Regions from separate parts of the Homo sapiens genome. Here region 1 is linked to region 2. A link is a loop called in an ENCODE intact Hi-C map of the cell type or tissue named here. Cell type or tissue: ovary. All regions are shown on one strand. Links, peaks and the distances in the headings refer to the core of each region. The heading gives the core; the rest is flanking DNA. Region 1 overlaps ZMIZ1 (zinc finger MIZ-type containing 1). Region 2 has its middle 280 kb from the start of LINC00595.

The links. A loop is a pair of places that touch in the nucleus more often than their neighbours do. Peaks named below come from ENCODE experiments on the same cell type or tissue, not always from the same donor. Only the 100,000 strongest peaks of a DNase experiment are listed, where the experiment ranks them.
Region 1: a loop joins it to region 2, with 2.3 times the contacts of the local background. A loop is called at or near these places in 1 of 110 quality-filtered maps.

The regions. Positions count from the first base shown.
Region 1 is chr10:79,174,821-79,183,086 of GRCh38, reverse strand. All of the region lies in intron 4 of ZMIZ1 (zinc finger MIZ-type containing 1), which reads right to left. Among named protein-coding and RNA genes, the nearest start is that of ZMIZ1, 110 kb to the right of the region's middle. RefSeq lists enhancers at 947-1,563, 4,031-4,647, 4,648-5,264 and a silencer at 3,141-3,435. In ovary, for the core only: a CTCF peak has its summit at 4,081; DNase peaks (open chromatin) are centred at 4,102 and 5,896; H3K27ac peaks cover 5,000 bases.
Region 2 is chr10:78,539,781-78,548,046 of GRCh38, reverse strand. No RefSeq gene overlaps it. Among named protein-coding and RNA genes, the nearest start is that of LINC00595, 280 kb to the right of the region's middle. RefSeq lists a silencer at 2,029-2,229 and an enhancer at 3,984-4,485. In ovary, for the core only: no CTCF peak of the experiment used is centred there; DNase peaks (open chromatin) are centred at 4,046 and 5,376.

The DNA.
Region 1 (8,266 bases), core at 1,146-6,145, 640 kb before region 2:
GGGATTGGGTGCCAACCTAGGTTGACTTGGTACTGCTTATCAGAAATGCTGGCTCCTTAGTGACCCAGTCCAGGGAGAGCCTCATCAAGTACAGTTCCAGGACCCTCCTGGCTGACTCACCATACTAACTGCCCTACTCCAGCCCTCACTGCTCAGATGGTGAAGGGCAGGGCCTTGAAACACCTACAGACCCGAGGAGGAGGAAAACAGTGTACATCTAATGGATACGTACCATGCACACACCACGGACAGCACTAAGTGTTCAAGATTTATTTCATTTAATCGCCATGGAGACCCTGGAGACAAGGCCCAGAGAAGTCAAGTGACTGGGCTCGGCCTCGGAAGGCAGGCAGTCTGATTCTAGAGGCTGTGCTCGGAACCACTCCGCTGTGTTTTCTTCAACCCTGGGCCTCTTCAAATCCTCAAGCCTCTTAGGGCTCTCAGGCCCTGTCCCTGGCATACATACGCTTACCCACTTTCCCCCAGAGGGGTTTGGATCCACTGGGGTCACCTTGCTGGTATTTAATCCCATCCCAGTATTCATAGTTGTGGACCCCTGGGAGACATTCCTAGCTCCTGCACACCCAGAACCAATGCTGCTGCACTCTGAGTCCAGCTGACACTCTCCCCCCAAACCCAGCCCATACCTCACCCACAGAGCTCTCTCGAGAAGCAGGCCCTCTCGGGGGTCTGCAGTCACCCAGTCGATACTCCTGGCCCCCACCTTCTCCTGGAGGTGGGCAAGAAGGAGGTGGGTGCATCAGGCAGCAGCTGGAGGCAGCCAGGCAGCCCAGACTTGGCTGTCCTCTAAACTGCTGTGTGACCTAGGCCAGTCCCCTGCCCTTTCTGAGTTTTGTCTTTTTCATCTGAAAAATGAGCTTGGGCGGATTAAATTGCATGAGCAGGACATAGCCCTTGCCCCTCGGGAGAGGTGCGTCCATGCATGCACACACGCATGTGCACATACACACACACAGTTCTGGTAATGTCAGGTGACTGAATTCCCCATCCCAGCCCAAACAGAACCAGGGACCAGCCCATCCTTCCTGTGAGGTGTCTCTTGTCTCTCTCCAGCTTGGCACTGGGTGAGTCCTGGCTCCTCCTCCTCCTCCAGTTCAGACTCCTGCAGCCCCAAACCTGTAATCCCCAGCAGGGAAAATGACAGCCTTGTCCAGCAGCCGCCCTCAGCTGCCGGTGGGGAGCCGGGCGGTGGCTGTGGTGGTGGTGGCTGGGAGGCGGGCCGGGACATGCAGCCGCCAAGTCAGGGGAGGTCAATGACGGGGACAAATGCCATGGGGACTGTGGGTTGTGGGTAGAGGAAGGATGAGAGAGAAGAGCAGGGAGGGATGGGCTCAAGGTCCCAGGGCTGGCCTGAGGCTGGCCTGAGGCAGGATGAGGCCCAGAGGGGGTCACAAAGGGGTGTGACCTGGACAGCCAGGGCCTAGAGGACAGCAAGGTGAGCACTGCCCACGGTTTGGGGTTTGGGGAGCTATAAGCACAATGATGCCTGGGCTTCACCCCGGCTCCCTGGGAGGGCCTAGGAACCTTGAGAAAGTGCCTCTGGGGTCTGGTTGCAGCCGGTGGGCAGGTGGCTGCTCAAGCCCCTGGGATGCCTCCGCCCCAAGGAGGTGCTGGGGTTGCTCCTGCCTCTGCTGTCTCCCCCTCAGAATCCACCGCCACTTGGCAGGAGGACAAGGCTACAAACGGCACCAGTGACACCACAACTGCATCTGCCCAGCCGCTCACCTCCAGCCTCCTCAGAAGCAGGCAGCCCGTTTGTAGGCAGGGCCACAGGACTGTCCCCATTTACTAAGGCTTGGAGAAGAGAATGGTGACCTGAGTCAGCCCCTGAGCCTCCTCCCAGGCCCCTTCCCACTGGGAAGGGCCATCAGGAGGCTGAAACCCGGGTGCTCCCTGCTCCTGCCCAAGCCTGCTCTAGCAGGGAGACTCAGGACGCAGGGCCACACTGACTCTTGGTCCGTCTCAGTGGGAACCCACAGCTCTGCCTCCTGGGAAAGGAACATCCCACACACGGCCACACTGTCCTGACTCCCTCGTGGCCTTGGATGAGTCACTTCCCTTCACTCAGCCTCTGTTTCCCCATCAGAAAAAAGCAGTGGGAGGAGGCTGGATTTGGGGAGGCACAGGCCATGGCGGGAGGGCATTCTAGCTGGAGCAGAAGCTGGGGGTGGGAGAGCAGCTGGAAACGTGTGCAGGTGTGCTGGCCCCGAAGACCGGGCTTGAGCTGGGACTGGAGTCAAAGTTGCAAATGGAGTTGCGGTCAGCACTGGGCTTCTCTGCATGGCCCTGTCTGAAAGGAAAGTCTCTTGTGGGCACTTTATCCCCCCTGAGCAGAGGCCCCTGTGGGCTGCCCCATTGTCTGGGTCACATGGAGAGACTGGCTGAGGCTGCCTGCTCAGAGGAAGGTGGTGGTGTTTGCTTGGGGCCACTCCAGAGGGGCAGCTCAGGCTCCCACGCCTCTGGGGGACTCGGAGGAGGAAGGGGTGCAGCCCACTTCCTTTGGGCCAGACTGTGCAAAGGGGCGGCAGGGCCTACTGGGGGATGTCGCCCTCAGATGCAAGCCCTGGGGTGACAGCCCATGGGACAGAGGAGGCAGGTGGCACTTAGGCCCTGGAAAAAGGAGGGTTCATTTTGGTATCAGGGAAGCTAGCTCTGACAGGGGTCAGGGTCATGGGATGGCCCAGGCTACTGGGCCAGGACCCTCTGTGGTCACCCCCACAGCCAACATCACTCATAGTGTCCTAGTAGACACTGGGGGACCCAGCCTCTTTAAGGAGGGTGATGCTGGGGGACAGGGCCACTAGCATGGCCCTGGTCACGGGTGTGCTTGGGTGTGCACAGCCTGGCACCTCGGGGCATTTCCTCACTTCATGCCTCTCGAGAGGCCCCCTGAGGGCTGTCCCTGATCAGGAGCAGGCCATGCCCCCTCCTGGCTCCCTTCCATCCCCTCTTCCCTTGTTCTCTCCACCTGTCTCCTTCATCTTCATGGTGCTGTGGGGGCCCGTCTCCACCCTCGGCACCCTGCAGGAAGGGGACAGGTGGATAGGAGACAGAACGAGTGGATGAGGGGCAGGTCAGTGGAAGACAGGCCCAGCCTGCCCCGTTGGCCCCAGGATGCTGATCTGACACTGGCCTCTGAGAGAGGGTGGTGGCATGCGTGGCGGTTGTCCCTGTGGCCTGCCTGCCTGGAGTGCCTGCTCACCCACTGCCTGGTCCCCACCTGCCTCGGCCTTGCCAGCCCCTCCTCTGCCCCCTTGTGGGCCTGAGATGGCTGTTGCCATGGCAACCCTGCTCATTCAATCCAGGGATAATGAAGCCAATGTGTTTTTCATTTCCATGAGCTAGAGTGTGGAGCAGGGCAGAGAGAGGGGCTTTCCCCTCTTGGCCCCTCCTTCCCAGGGAAGAAGCAGACTGCAGGGAGACGGTGCGTGGGGCCTGACCAGCAGACTGAAGCACACCAGTGGGAAGAGGCTGAGACCTGCAGCCACTCAGCTCTCTCTCAGCTCACCACAGTGGGCATGTGGCTGGGCAGTGCCAGCTAGATGGCAGGCCTCTTTGCCAACACTCAGCCTGGAAGAGGCGTGGTGCCCCAGAGACTGAGTGCGGGTGCAGAGCCAGGCAAAATGGGGTTCTGTTTCTGGCTGTGTGACCTCATACTAGTTACCTCACCTCTCTTACTCTAGTAGAACTGAGTTCACCAGGCACTAACTAGGTCCCATCTGAGTGGCTGGCCTTCTGCAGTCCCTAGGGATCCAGACAGAACCCAGACAGAGCCCCTGTTCTCTAGGAGTCCACAGGTGAGTGGGAGAAGGAATTCATATCAGGCACCCTTCTCAGCTATAAAACTGAGGCCAGTAACTTTTACCTGTTGCTACCAGTAACATTAACTCTTGGAGTTACCCTTGGAGGGCTGGCACATACAGTAAGTGTTTTATGTGCTAGCATCCCTCTTCTTCTCCATCCTGGGTTCCTGGCCTGCAGCACAGAGATAGCAGATGTTTAAGAAATGTTCATGTGTGAGTCAGCAGTCACAGCTGCCCGACTCCTCTCCTTCCTCCAGGGTCTGGACTGAGATGGGCCCACTCCTCTGGAGGTGGAACCTGGGCCAGAGCAGAGCAGCGCTGAGCCAGGCGGGGGCAGGGCTTCATGCGGCCCTGGCTTGGGAGAGCAGGGCTGTCTGGGAGATCCACGGCCCATGGTTGCCACCACACACCTCCCCCAGCCCCTCTCCAAGGGCAGGAAGCCAAAAGCACTCACGCAGAAAACCCTGGCCTGTCTCCCCCACAATAATTCAATCACCTTGGAGACCAGTGGCCCTCTCTCCGGCTGGGCTGACAGATTAGAGCAGGAGGGAAGGAAGCATGCGGGGGTGGGGGAGGGGTGGGGCAGGGATGCCGCTGTGGAGAACTCAGAGCAGGGCTTGAAAAGTGAAGACATGAACCCACCAGGAGGAGATAGCCTTAATCTGTCTTCCATAAAGCTGTCTCAGGGCCACCAAGGATGTCACCAGGGCAGAAGGGGCTGAAGATGGCTCCTCCTGGGACCTCCTTCACCCCCGCCCAGCTGGGCTCCAGCTCCAACTGGTGAGGGGTCAGGGAGGAGGAGAGCTGGATGGGCTTGCAGGTTAAAAGGGGCAGGAACATAGGAGGGGTGATGGTGGAGAGAATGGCGCCTCTGGTAGGCGTCACTCACCAACACACAGTAGGCACTCTGTTCACGACCAACTGAGTAAGGGACTGCGTGGCCACACCTGCAGGTTGTCAGTAAGCAGTGCCTTGGTAGCAGGCTGAAGGGCGGCCATGAGCACTCGAATGGGGCCCATTTGCCCAGTTCACAGATGGGGAGACAGGACAGGTGGGCCAGAGTCACACAGTTAATCAGAGCCACTGGAAGACTTTCTAGCATGAGGGTCCCGGCCAAGCTGCCCTCACCATGAATTATGCTGCAGGGTGGGGGGCATCTCCCCAGAGTCCCCAGCAGCACCCCATCACACCCAGCCCAAGCCAGCAGCAAGCTGCTTGTGATGAGGATACTGCCCTGGCCCCTCCTAAGACCCCACCATGTGGCCATTAAGGATCATGTCTAATAGGAGCACTGAATGACTCTGAAGCCTCCTCGTGACTTAGTCCAAAAGAGAAGAAAAGAAAATTATAAGGTGACCAGAAAGAAACATACTAGAATGATGACCAGGATGACCTCTGGGTGGGAGGACTACAGGGCAGTTTTATTTTTCTTCCTTCACTTTTCTGACTTCCAGACTTTCTGCAGCAAGCATGCATATACTTTACAATAAGGAAAAAAAGGACATTATTAAAGTTTAAAATAAGTCACTTCCACTAAATGTGTGAGATTCTCCATTTACAGGCCAAAGTCAAGCTCATGTTGGGTTAGGCAGCATCTGTGCTTAGGCACCCAGGGCCACACACAAGAGCCTCCTCAGGGACTGCAGGCCCTGTGAGGACATCCCGGGGCAGGAGGCAGGGTCCGGGTCTGCCTTCCCTTGGTGGTGTGTGTTTCGGCAAGTCCTATGCCTCTCTGTGCTCTGCTGATCTCCCCCGGCCCTTCTCACCTCGCAGGGTGGATACGAGGACTAACGGGTCTGGGTGTGCTTGAACTAAACCTGTAAGCCTTTGTCAACTGGGGGCACAGGGCGGCTTCTCCAGTTAGAGGGGTGCTGTCTGGGGCAGAGGGGCAGCTGAGGTGCCTCCAAAGACAGGGCCGAGGAGCCTGGCCTGAACAGCTCCAGGAGGCGAGGCCAGCTTTCATCCCCTGTTTACAGTGGAAACACAGACTTGAAAAGGCTTCACTTTTCCACTGTTTTTGTGGCGGTGCTGTGGGGAGCAGGGCTTCCTGAGAGCGAGGCCAGCTTTCCAAGGCCACACTGAGTCCAGCCCCAACAGGAAACATCATGTTTTCAATTTACAGGTCCCTGCCAGGCGCTGTGAGCAGGCCCACGCTTCACTGGCCCGGCTGTCTGGGGAGAGCAAGCCCAGGCCCTGCTGCAGCTGGGAACCGAGACAGGCCGGGTGGGGTCCCAGGACCCAGGGGGCCTCTTGTGGGATCCCTGAGGGGCCTCATTCCCAGTGCATGGCACAGTTTACACGGTTTTGTCAGCAGCAGATGCACTGGAGACACATTGCCACAAACTCCAATCCCTGGCCTCCTGGAGCTCACATCAGCCAGTCCTACCTTCTTACTGGGTAGATGGGGAAACTGAGGCCCACAGAGAAAAGAGACTTCCCAATGCCATCAGATTATTAGTGAAGAAAGACTGACCTCAACCCAGACTGGCAAATTCCCAACGGGGTTGATGGGCAAAGGGGGACGATGACAGTGATGGCAGCTCACCTCCACTGCACACCTCTCCCAGTCTAGATCCTGCAACCTCCAAAAGCCTTGCTATCAAGCAGGTCCTTGCCAGCCCCTCCTATCCCCAGGTGCTTCTGGGAAATTCTCGGTAAACTGAGCAATGCTTGCAAGAGGGGTGTTCATTCAGCCAGTGTGCACCGAATGTTATGCCAATGGGCTGTGCCTTGGCACCAGGAGGATGGAGGGCTGACTCCCTACCTCCCTGAGCCTCAGGATTCCAGCAGTATGATTGGGAGGGTGACTGGGTTGGACTGTCAGGAAGACCTCGGAGCTCTAAGATCTATGCCTCTCTCCTCCCCTGCCAGACTGTCAGCTCCATGACGCAGACACCCAGTCTCTTGCTCAGAGGCATCCCAAATACTCAGAAGAGCGCTGGTCCATCATAGGTACTAAGTAAACATCTGCTAAATGACTAAGTGGTGGTGGCTGGAGGGGGCTCCACTCACACGGTGGGTTTGGAGAAGCCTGGGAGCTCTCCCCGCTAGCCATATATTAATGACATTTCGAGAGGCAGTTGAAATGGCCCTGGAATGTCATCCTGGCCCGTTGGGCCTCCGGAACACGTGCGGTCTGTGTGGCTGCCCCATCCCCTCCCTCCATTGTGTCCTCCAGCCCCAGCCCAGGATGCACAGTGCCCTCCCTGTGCCCTGGTTTCTCACTTTCTGGGACTCCCTGAGCTCCAGCATTAGACAAAGGGCACATTTTCAGGGAAAATAATCCCTTGTTTGTTTGTTTTATTCACAAACTCTCCCCTCTCTGCCTTTTCCCATCCAGGACATTCCTGCTTTCAAACAGGAGCCACTCTCCAGGCTGGATGATGGCCAGGCTCACACCGGCTCCCAGGAGTCCTGTGGGCTAAGCCCGGAGGGTTTGCTGCAGCCAGGAATGCCGGGGCTGCCTGCAAGGAGTGGGCTCCACACTGTGGCTGCAGGTTGCCTTCCTGCTGGCTGGCCCATGGGGAGTGGGGAGGAACCTGAGCCCAGCCCAAGGATGGGCAGAGATGAGTGGTGTGAAGGGTGTGGTGGCCAGGGGGAGGGACACATACATGCGGGTCTGTAAAAACCTCCACACACACACACACACACACACACACACACACACACACACACACACGCAGAGTGCACAGATTAGAGAAGTCCTCAGAGGCAAGCAAGCACCAAGGTGGAGCCCAGCCCAACCCAGCGATAGAGAGGAGGCCTCCTGCAGGAAGGGTGCCCTCTGGGGTGGTACAACCCAGCTGATCGGGGCAGGACAAACCCAAGTGAGAGACACGATGCCAGACAGACAAAAATGGGTGAGCAAGGAGCACTGGGAAATACAGGCATGATCACGAGAGGAGGCCCACACACAGAAGGAGGCAGAGCCAGAGCCAGAGGCAGACGGGCAGCTGTGGCTGCTAAGAAGCGTGAGGGCAGTGGGACAGAAACAGGTGGGCAGAGGACACCTCGGGGCAGCTGCCCCACCCTGGGCAGACTGCTCGGGGTTTCTTTTGGGTCATGAATTAGCGTAAGGCTTGCTGCCACCAGTGGTCTCCCTCCCTATCTGGGTGCTATGATACCAATGTCTAAGACAGGCCACTGAGTCCCCACTGGCTCCTTGCGAGGACCCCCTTGCTCTGTACCTGTGAAGCCTGGTGAGGTGACCTGGAAGGTACACATTGGCTCTTCTCTTTCCTAGCTGGCTCCAACCCTCAGCCTCAGCTCACGCTCAGAGAGAGGCCTGGGAGGAAGGTCAAAGACACACAATGGAAGGAGGAAAGCCCCCATGGAGGGCAGGTGTCACCTGGGGATGCTGCGCCCTCCTCTGCAATGGCCTGGGCTTCTTCGGGCAAAGCCCCTTATGTCCTCAGTTTCTCCCATCCAAAGGGGGTGGGACT
Region 2 (8,266 bases), core at 1,336-6,335:
AAGGTTTGAGGTAGGGATTAATGGAGATGTGGGTGGAGAATTAGGAGGGGCACATCCTGCATGGCTTTTTCTTGACAGCAGTGGAGCACCACAGGCAGGTTCCAAGCAGGGGCATGAGAGAGAAACTGAGATGGCTATTATGCTTACCAGGCTTCACTATGGCACATTGGGAAAATGACTTCACACCCATGTTGGAATGGGAAAGGGGGACCTCCTGATGCCTCCCTAGACCCCTGATGCCCTTGGGAATGTTCTGCTTGAACTTGTGGTTCCAAAACCAGGCTGTAGGCTGCAAAGGGGGAGGTTGTGCCCGAAGCTGCGGTGTGTGTGTTCCTATAATCATTAAGACGAGTTCCTGAGCTGCTGGGTAGCTAACTCTAGTCGGTGTCAGGGTAATTAACCAAACTGCCTGAACTTTATTCACAGCCTGACAAGGTGCACTCTTGAGACTTGTCACTGTGGTTAGTCGGGGGGCGGGGGACTTGACATAAGGCTGATTAGGGAGTGTTTTACACAGCAAGAAGCTCTCTGATCTTCAGCTGAGCAGGACTACCCCCTTTCAGCTCATAGGAGAAATGCCTGTGAGGGTAGAGAATAAAGATTATCCAGTCCAACCCCCTCATTTTCAGATGAGAAAGCAGCCATTCTGAGTATGGCCACGGTTTTCCCAAGGCCAAGTGGAGAGTTTGTTCTGGAGGTGAGGTGGTATTACCACCAGCTCCTCATGGCTCCACTCCATCTTTTTTTTTATTGTCCAAAAAATGCTATTTCCTAACCAGCATTTCTTAAATTTAATGCGCATAGGAATTACCGGGGAGCTTGCAAAAATGCAGATTCTGATTCAGAGGGTCTGGGTAGGGCTGAGGTTCTACATCTCTAGCAAGCTCCCAGCTGATGCCAATGCTGCTGGTCTATGGACCATCTTATGCACAGCAAGGAGCTCAAAAGACCCTTTCCCAGAGGCCACCTTTAACTCCAGTGGAATTGGCATAAGTTGTCTTAGCGTGGGTCTCACTAACTGCAATTGGCCCTGAAACCTAAGACTCCTGAGATCAGAGCTGCTCTGATTAAAGGGTTCTCAGAGGTCGTACACTCCAGCTCCTGTGCATACCTGAATCCCCTTGTTCTGGTTGGGGCTCCTTTAGATTTCAATCAACTAACTTAGTTCCCTTGAATAAAACAGGGTCTAAAGCATCGCAGGAAAGCCAGGGCAAGAAATGCCATCTGCTCACTTGCTCCACTCCCCACCCTCTGAGGACCGACTTACTTATCAGGTTATTCATCCTCGCAAAAAAATTAAAGATAAAATAAAATAACTGCCACCCAGCTCCCCAAGGCTGTGTGAACTTCAAACCCCAGTGCCCATCATAGCTAGAAACTTCTCTTTTTCCCCCTTATTTCAACTTTCTGAAAGGGACAATTGGATGGATACAGTTGATCTGTTTGAGCTGCTTTTCTTCTCTGGGCCTCAGAAAGCCCTGCAACAAAATGGAAAGACTTGCCTAGGTGGTCTTTCAGGTATTCCAAAGTACTGATTCTCTATGCCTCTAAGGTGCTTTGCAGCCAAGTGCTTTAGAAAAAAATACCTTTACCCTGGTCCCTGGGAAAGACGTTTATACAAAGAGGTTGCATTTGGGGCTCTCCTCTGGTGAAATAACAACAAAATCTAGCCAAGAAAATGGGAAGTTTTAATATTTCATTTATGAGATTGATTCCATGATGCCATTGCCAAAGAGTGATTATCCCAACAAGAATATGAATAGTTACAATTCTCAAGGCCCAATTCTCAGGGAGGCTTTGTAGGCATTTGACTTGGAGTCAAAAGGATTGGGTTTCCACATCACCTCTGTGGGCAAGTCCTAAAGTCTCATTTCATATGGAGAAAACTGAGGTTTTTTCTTAGATCTGGTATTCAATGATTCCAATCTAATCATTATTTTATTTTAAAATTCTAAGTCCTTTCTTGACTGAGACTTGGAGTGAGGACAAAATGTTGCTACTCCTACAAACTCCCAGGCATATCTGTAGCTTGTACCTTATCAGGTTCCCCAGCTCCCAGTTGCCAAGGGACGTTTGAGTGCGTTACACAGGAAGTGTCATGGCACTCTCCAATGGGGGCTTGTTTTTCAGGTTGCACTTCAATAAGAAAAGCTTTTAAAAAAAAAAAAAAAAAGCCAAGAGAATTTATACCTCTTTTCTGTAACCCCTGCCCTCACGCTTCCACTGCAGCTCTTCATCTCCATTGCTGTAGCACAAAACAGAATGACATCCTATGGAAAGTACAGAGTTCCTAGAAAACAATGATACTGAGTTTTTAGCAGCCAAGGTCACCTAGGCATGACAGAAACTCTTAACACTTACGTTTTTGAAGTCAGAAGAGGATATTTGAGCTCAGACTGGGCTATGTGGGACCAGGTCACTGTGAGACACCTAAGGAGGATGCAGAGACGGCACCCTTCCTAGACAAATGCCAGGGACACCCTTCCTAGACAAATGCCCAGGCATGAATATGGGTGAAGTCTTCCCTGCAATTCCAGCAGCTTCCTGCCAACCCTTAGCCCACTCAAGCCTACCTGTGGACCACCTGTTATGGACTGAATGCTGGTGTCTTTCCAAAATTCATATGTTGAAACCTTACCACTCAGTGTAATGGGATTAGGAGGCAGGGCCTTTGGGCGGTAATTTGGTCATGAAGGTGCAGCCTGCATGAATAAAATCAGTGCCCTTATAAAAGGGACCCCATGTGAGGATACGACTAGAAGTTGGTTGTCTGCAACCAGGAAGAGGGCCCTCACCATAATCTGATGATGGCAGCATGCTGATCTCAGACTTCTAGCTCCAGGACTGTGAGAAATACATTTCTGCTATTTATAAGCCATCCAGTGTACAGCATGTTTGTTAAAATACCACCATGCTTCAGGGTTGCATCTCTTTGTGTCTATCTCAGCCCTGTTGGATCTAAGCTGCATTTTGCACCTGAGATTCTGGAGCCCAGGTCAGCAGCTGCCCCGCCCCGGGGTTATCTCCAGTAGTGCACAGGTGACACCTACATTGCATGTCCTTGGTCTTCACAATTCAACCAGGCATTGACTAGCAGTGGGAATGTGCTAAGGGAGCCATGCCAGGCAGGGTGTGCTTTTGTACAAACTGACTTAGCTTTTAAACAAAAACTGCTTTGGCCAGACATTTGTGTGCAAGCATCAGCTTACAGCAGGGAACAGCACTCTGTGGGCTCACGAAAAATATATGGAGGAGGCCAGATGGAGGTGTGCTGTGGCTGTGGCCTGCTGCATGGTGACAAAGGGCTGGAGGCTTTGAGTTTTGTTTGTTTTCCAAGTCCAGACCAGCAGTGGACGGGGAATCTGGAGGCCTGCTTCCTAGTCCCATGTCTGACACTCTGTTACCCAAGAACAAGGCTCCTGATGCCACAGGATCTCAATTTTCCTGTCTATGACACAGAGGGAGGTAGTGGATTACATGCTTTCTTGCCTCTGGCCTAAGCACGTTCCGATTATATGCCGAAGGAGGAGGCAAGACAAGATAAGAGGTCTCGCTTCAGCCGTTTCCTCCTTCAGGGTCTGGTCTGGGTCTCCTGATACCCAATACCAAGTGGTCCCCATCTACCCCTCCCCTGGTCCTGAAAGCTGGGGCTTTGTGGCAGGTAACACAACTTGCCTTGTGTTCTTCACTTGAGTGCTCTTGAGTTTCTGCTCCCCAGAAAGATCAGTTTCTTGCCAATGTCATCACTTTTAGCCAGCAGGGACCTATCAGCGGCTCCATCAGGCACTGGGGGCCCCAGCCCCCCTTGGCTTAAAGTCTGAGCCCTGGGAACACTGGGGAAACTTAATTCTCGAACACCTTCCACTCAAAGAGCCACTGTTCTGCAGAACCAGTGCTGGCCCCTGTATTTCAACAGCTTTCGGGTGGGTTTCCCACCCCAGACGTCGATAGGGCCTGAAACGCCTGTGAATGTATTGACCTGACTTCACCCGCAGGCTCAGTTTCAAAGGGTTGGCTGAGCTCTGAGCCCGCCCTCATTCCATCTGAGGCTCAGCTCCTGGAAACCTCAGGCTGGATCTCAGTTACTGGGAAGCCTTGCTCTGAATGTGGGTTTTCACTCAGTGTTTCCCGATGAGCCATTTCTTGTGGCAGGACGCCCACCTCTTAGGGGAAACAGCCTTCATTCTGGGAACTTCTTGCTTCATCTCTCCTTCTGTCTATGCCAGAGGTTGCTATGAAGGGGCATGCACTTAGCTGGCAGGAGAAACGGGGTGCAGCTGTGCCTGCCCTTCTTTCTCACTGCCACTGTGCCACCTTGGACGAGTCATTTCTCCTCTGTGGATGCCGGGTTCCCCCTGGGCTTATAGCAGTAGGTCTGCCTTTCTCATTGAGAGAAATAAAAGTGCTTTGTAAATAGGAAGCACTACGTAATGCTATTAGGGAATCCACTCAACAAGGAGTATTGGGGACTTTTTGCTATTTCCCTTCCTGTGACTGAGAAATTAGCAGGCACAGATTGTGAAAAACCAGCCGGCTCTTTGGAATTACAAATGTGCACACACCATCCCACTGAGCATCATTTTCAAAAGGCATATTAAGCAGCAGAGACCACAGGGGGGACCCATGTAAACAGGCCTCAGATCCTGGTGAAAAAGGCTCCCAGAAGCTGTCGTCTACTGAGCTGTTAGGGGCTGCTCCTGCTTTCTGCCCCCAACCCCGCAGCCCTGGCTGGTGAGAACTCATCTCCCAGGGAGAGGGTTCTGGTTCATGGTGAGGGGCAGGGTCCTGGTGCCATGCAGGGCTAGTGCTGCTCCAGGTCCACAGTGTGCCTTCAAGACCCAAATCCCCCAGGGCTTGAAGCTCTCCAGAACCTCACCCCCAGATACATCTCCCAATGTCATTGGCGGCACCCCATGTTTTTTCCTGTTACCCCACAGCAGGCCAGGGGGAATGTTGCCTGTACTGGACCAGTGAGGACGCTGAAGCCCCCTGAGTTGAATGAACTGGCTGAAGACGAGGCTCCCTGTTGTGGTGCTGGAATTTGACTTGGTACCCACTCCCAGCCCTTGCTGTTCCCTCCATGCTCCCTGCTCCCTGCAGATGCACAAATGAAGACCAAAGTCTTGAAAGAAGCTAGGGTCAAGCATCATTAAACCCAGGAGTCTTGTGCTGATACAAGGCAGGGTCTCTCCGGATGTTGAGGCATCATGGCTGTGTTGGGCGGAACCCCTGTTTGTCAGCAAAGGTTGTGGAAGCTCGTGCTCACTCCTAGGGGCCATGGTGATGCAGACAAGTGAGGTGCACTGTGTTTGCCTGAGCTGCTGCGGGCTGTGCTGGGCAGGCCACTCCTCCCTCCTGAGGTGACATCCCACATGACCAGCTTCACAAGGCAGCTTTCCTGAACATGGGTGAGGGGGTTCCGTGGGGGTGGGGACGCTGCCAGGGACTTCTAGGAAGCAGACAGCGTTCAGGGCTCAGCACCACCATCTCACTGCTGTGGAAGCAAGAAAAGGAGACTATAATTCAGCTCAGGGTGGCTAATGGACAGCTTCCCAGATAACAGACAGGAGGGGGAAGATTAATTCTGAAGCAGGAATAGATGTTATTTGGGAAGGGAAGGGCATTCAAGGCAGAGATGAGGTGAAAAACAGCATCGATCATCTACCAGCTACGAGTAGTTGAATCTGACTGCAGTAGAAAATAAAGGAAGCAGGGCCAGGGAGTTGGGGTGAGGGCGTGGATGAAGCTGAGGAGCAGGCAGAGGCCAGATTGTGGCAGTCCCTGTAAGCCGGGCTGAGAGTTTGAACTTGGTCCTTAAGGCAGGGAGGGGTAAGAAGAACTTTAAACAAGAAGTAGTGTGGCTAGAGGCGGGTTCTAGAAAGATCACTCTGTGGGCAGGCGGGAGATGTTCATCCCTATGCAGGCTCTGTGAGCCAGTCTTGGTCCTGTGAACCAGAGGTGTCCCTCTAATGAAGTGCTAATTGCAAACCAGTCAGTCACACTCTGGGATGCTCTGGCCCCAACACCCAGAGTTCAGCTCTGTTCCTGTGAGTGCGGGCGTCTACCAGGAAGTGGAGCTGGCCTGTCTTCTCGGAAGCAGCAGCAATTAAAATGCAACCCTGAGACATCAAGGAGTCAGCCAACTCTGTTTATTTTTATATACTGATAAAATCCTCAGAAAGGGAAGCCAAGCTTTTCAGAGCAGCCTGCTCATGCCCACCCAGCATGCTGAGGATCTGCAGGGAGCCCCTGCTCAGAAGGGCAGTCAGTGGCTGTGTCAGTGACCACCTCAGAGGGTAAATATGAGCTGGTCTGAGGAAGTGGGCACATGGGTCTGAGGGAGTTCTGAACATGACTGCAAAGCCCAGGGTCCCCAGAGCTGCAGCTGTAGCCAGATTCAACTCAGCCAGCACAACACAGAGCACCTAGTGTGTGCAGAGATCTTTTGACAGACTTGCTGCACAGTCGAGCAGCCATCAGGGAGGGGAAGGGCCATTCTACTGCACATGCTGTTTGGATGGAAAAAGCAGCTGAACTTCTCACTGTGGGTCAAGCTGGGCCTCTCTACATGCATTTTATAATAAATTCGGCCCCTGGAATTCCCACTGGAGGAACCGAAACTTCAGATCCCAATCCCCCCTTACCCATTTCTTGTAGGAACAGAAAGTCTAAATAGTTTAGGATGCCCAGGCATGGGAGGCAGCCTCTTAGTGGCCCCCAGGACCCCTGCCTTTTAGCATTCAGCCCCGGATCTGTACCACAGTTGGTTTGTGTGACTGATTGCGTCCAGCAGAAGTGTGGCACTCCAAGGGTGGGGTATAAAAGACATTGGTGTCTTGGTCATGCTTGCTGTCTTGGGCCATTTGTTCTGGAGAAGCACACTGCCAGGTCAGAAGCATGATGGAGAGCCCACATCATGCAGAACAGGCGCCTTCTGCCAATAGCCACCAAGTGAACTAGGATGTATGGTGCCCCAGCCCCATTAAGATTTGGATGCCTGCAGCCTCAGACAACATCTTGACTGCAACTTCATGAGAGAGCCTGACCCAGAACCACCCAGTAAGACCCCTCCCAGATTTCAGACTCTGACCTTAAACTTTTTCTGACCTTAAAACTGTTGTTCTAAGCTGCTAAGTTTTGGGGTAATTTGTTACACAGCCATGGGTGACTGATACACCATGGGAGACATTTTACTATCTAGAACATGGGTTTACAGAGATGGACATGGGCCTGGATCCACACCAACCTTGTGATCTTGGGCAAGTTACTCCACCTCAGTGACTTAATCTTCTCATTCCAAAAAGGGGGTAGTAACAGTGGCAACCTCATTTGTTGTCGTGATGGTGAGGCCAGTGAATGGTGCATTAGTTCTGGTCCCAGCTCATACTAAGTGTTCAATAAACAGGACTGAGCATCAACACCATTTTTTCAGCCTTTCCTTCCAGCTATAATAAACTTCTTACAGATCTGCAAACGTATGACTCACACCTTTTCCTAGCTCTGGGCTTTGCTGCCTGCCCCTGTGCAGCTGCTTCTGCTGGAGATCTTTCTCCCATCTCTCCACCTGTCACCCTCACCCATCTGGGTTGCTCAGGTGCCTGTTTGCTCTGGGAACAAGTTCCTGTAGACAGAGATGATCATTCCTTCTGGGCTCCCACTGTGCAGTGAAGATTGTCCTGGTGTTTCTTAATTATGTTTTATTGCCATTTTTCTGGGGTTCTTTGTGTCTTCAGGGGCATGCAGATAGTAGGCATTCAGAAGAAGTGAGTTGCACCAAGGCTCTGCTGGATTTATACAAGAACATCCTGCAAGGAGGAAGGCCAGCAATGCTGCTGACCAGCCATTCACTGGCAGCCTCTGGCAGCTGTATATAGTCAAATCCTCATTTGAGTTGTATATTTCTTTCACTCTTTTGTGTTTCCTTTTGCCACCACAGGCAGCTCTTACTATTTTATTTAGTTCCTCCTTGAAGCATGTCTTTTGACTTTTATTTTATCCCTTTCATAATTTCATCTTATTTTTTAAATAGAAAGTGTCTGTATACTTGAGACTATAAATGTACACATTAATTAAAGGAGTTGACATAACTTTATTCCTTTAACTGTATTTCCTTTAATCTGGTCCTGGTTGATCTCTTCACTCTGAAGTCCATAAGCATTGATAAAGTGGAGACTCTTATCCTGTACTTCCGCTCCAATACAGAGAATACTGGGCAATGGGGCCACATCACATGGTTTTTTAACTTCAAGACAACTCTGCTTCTAAG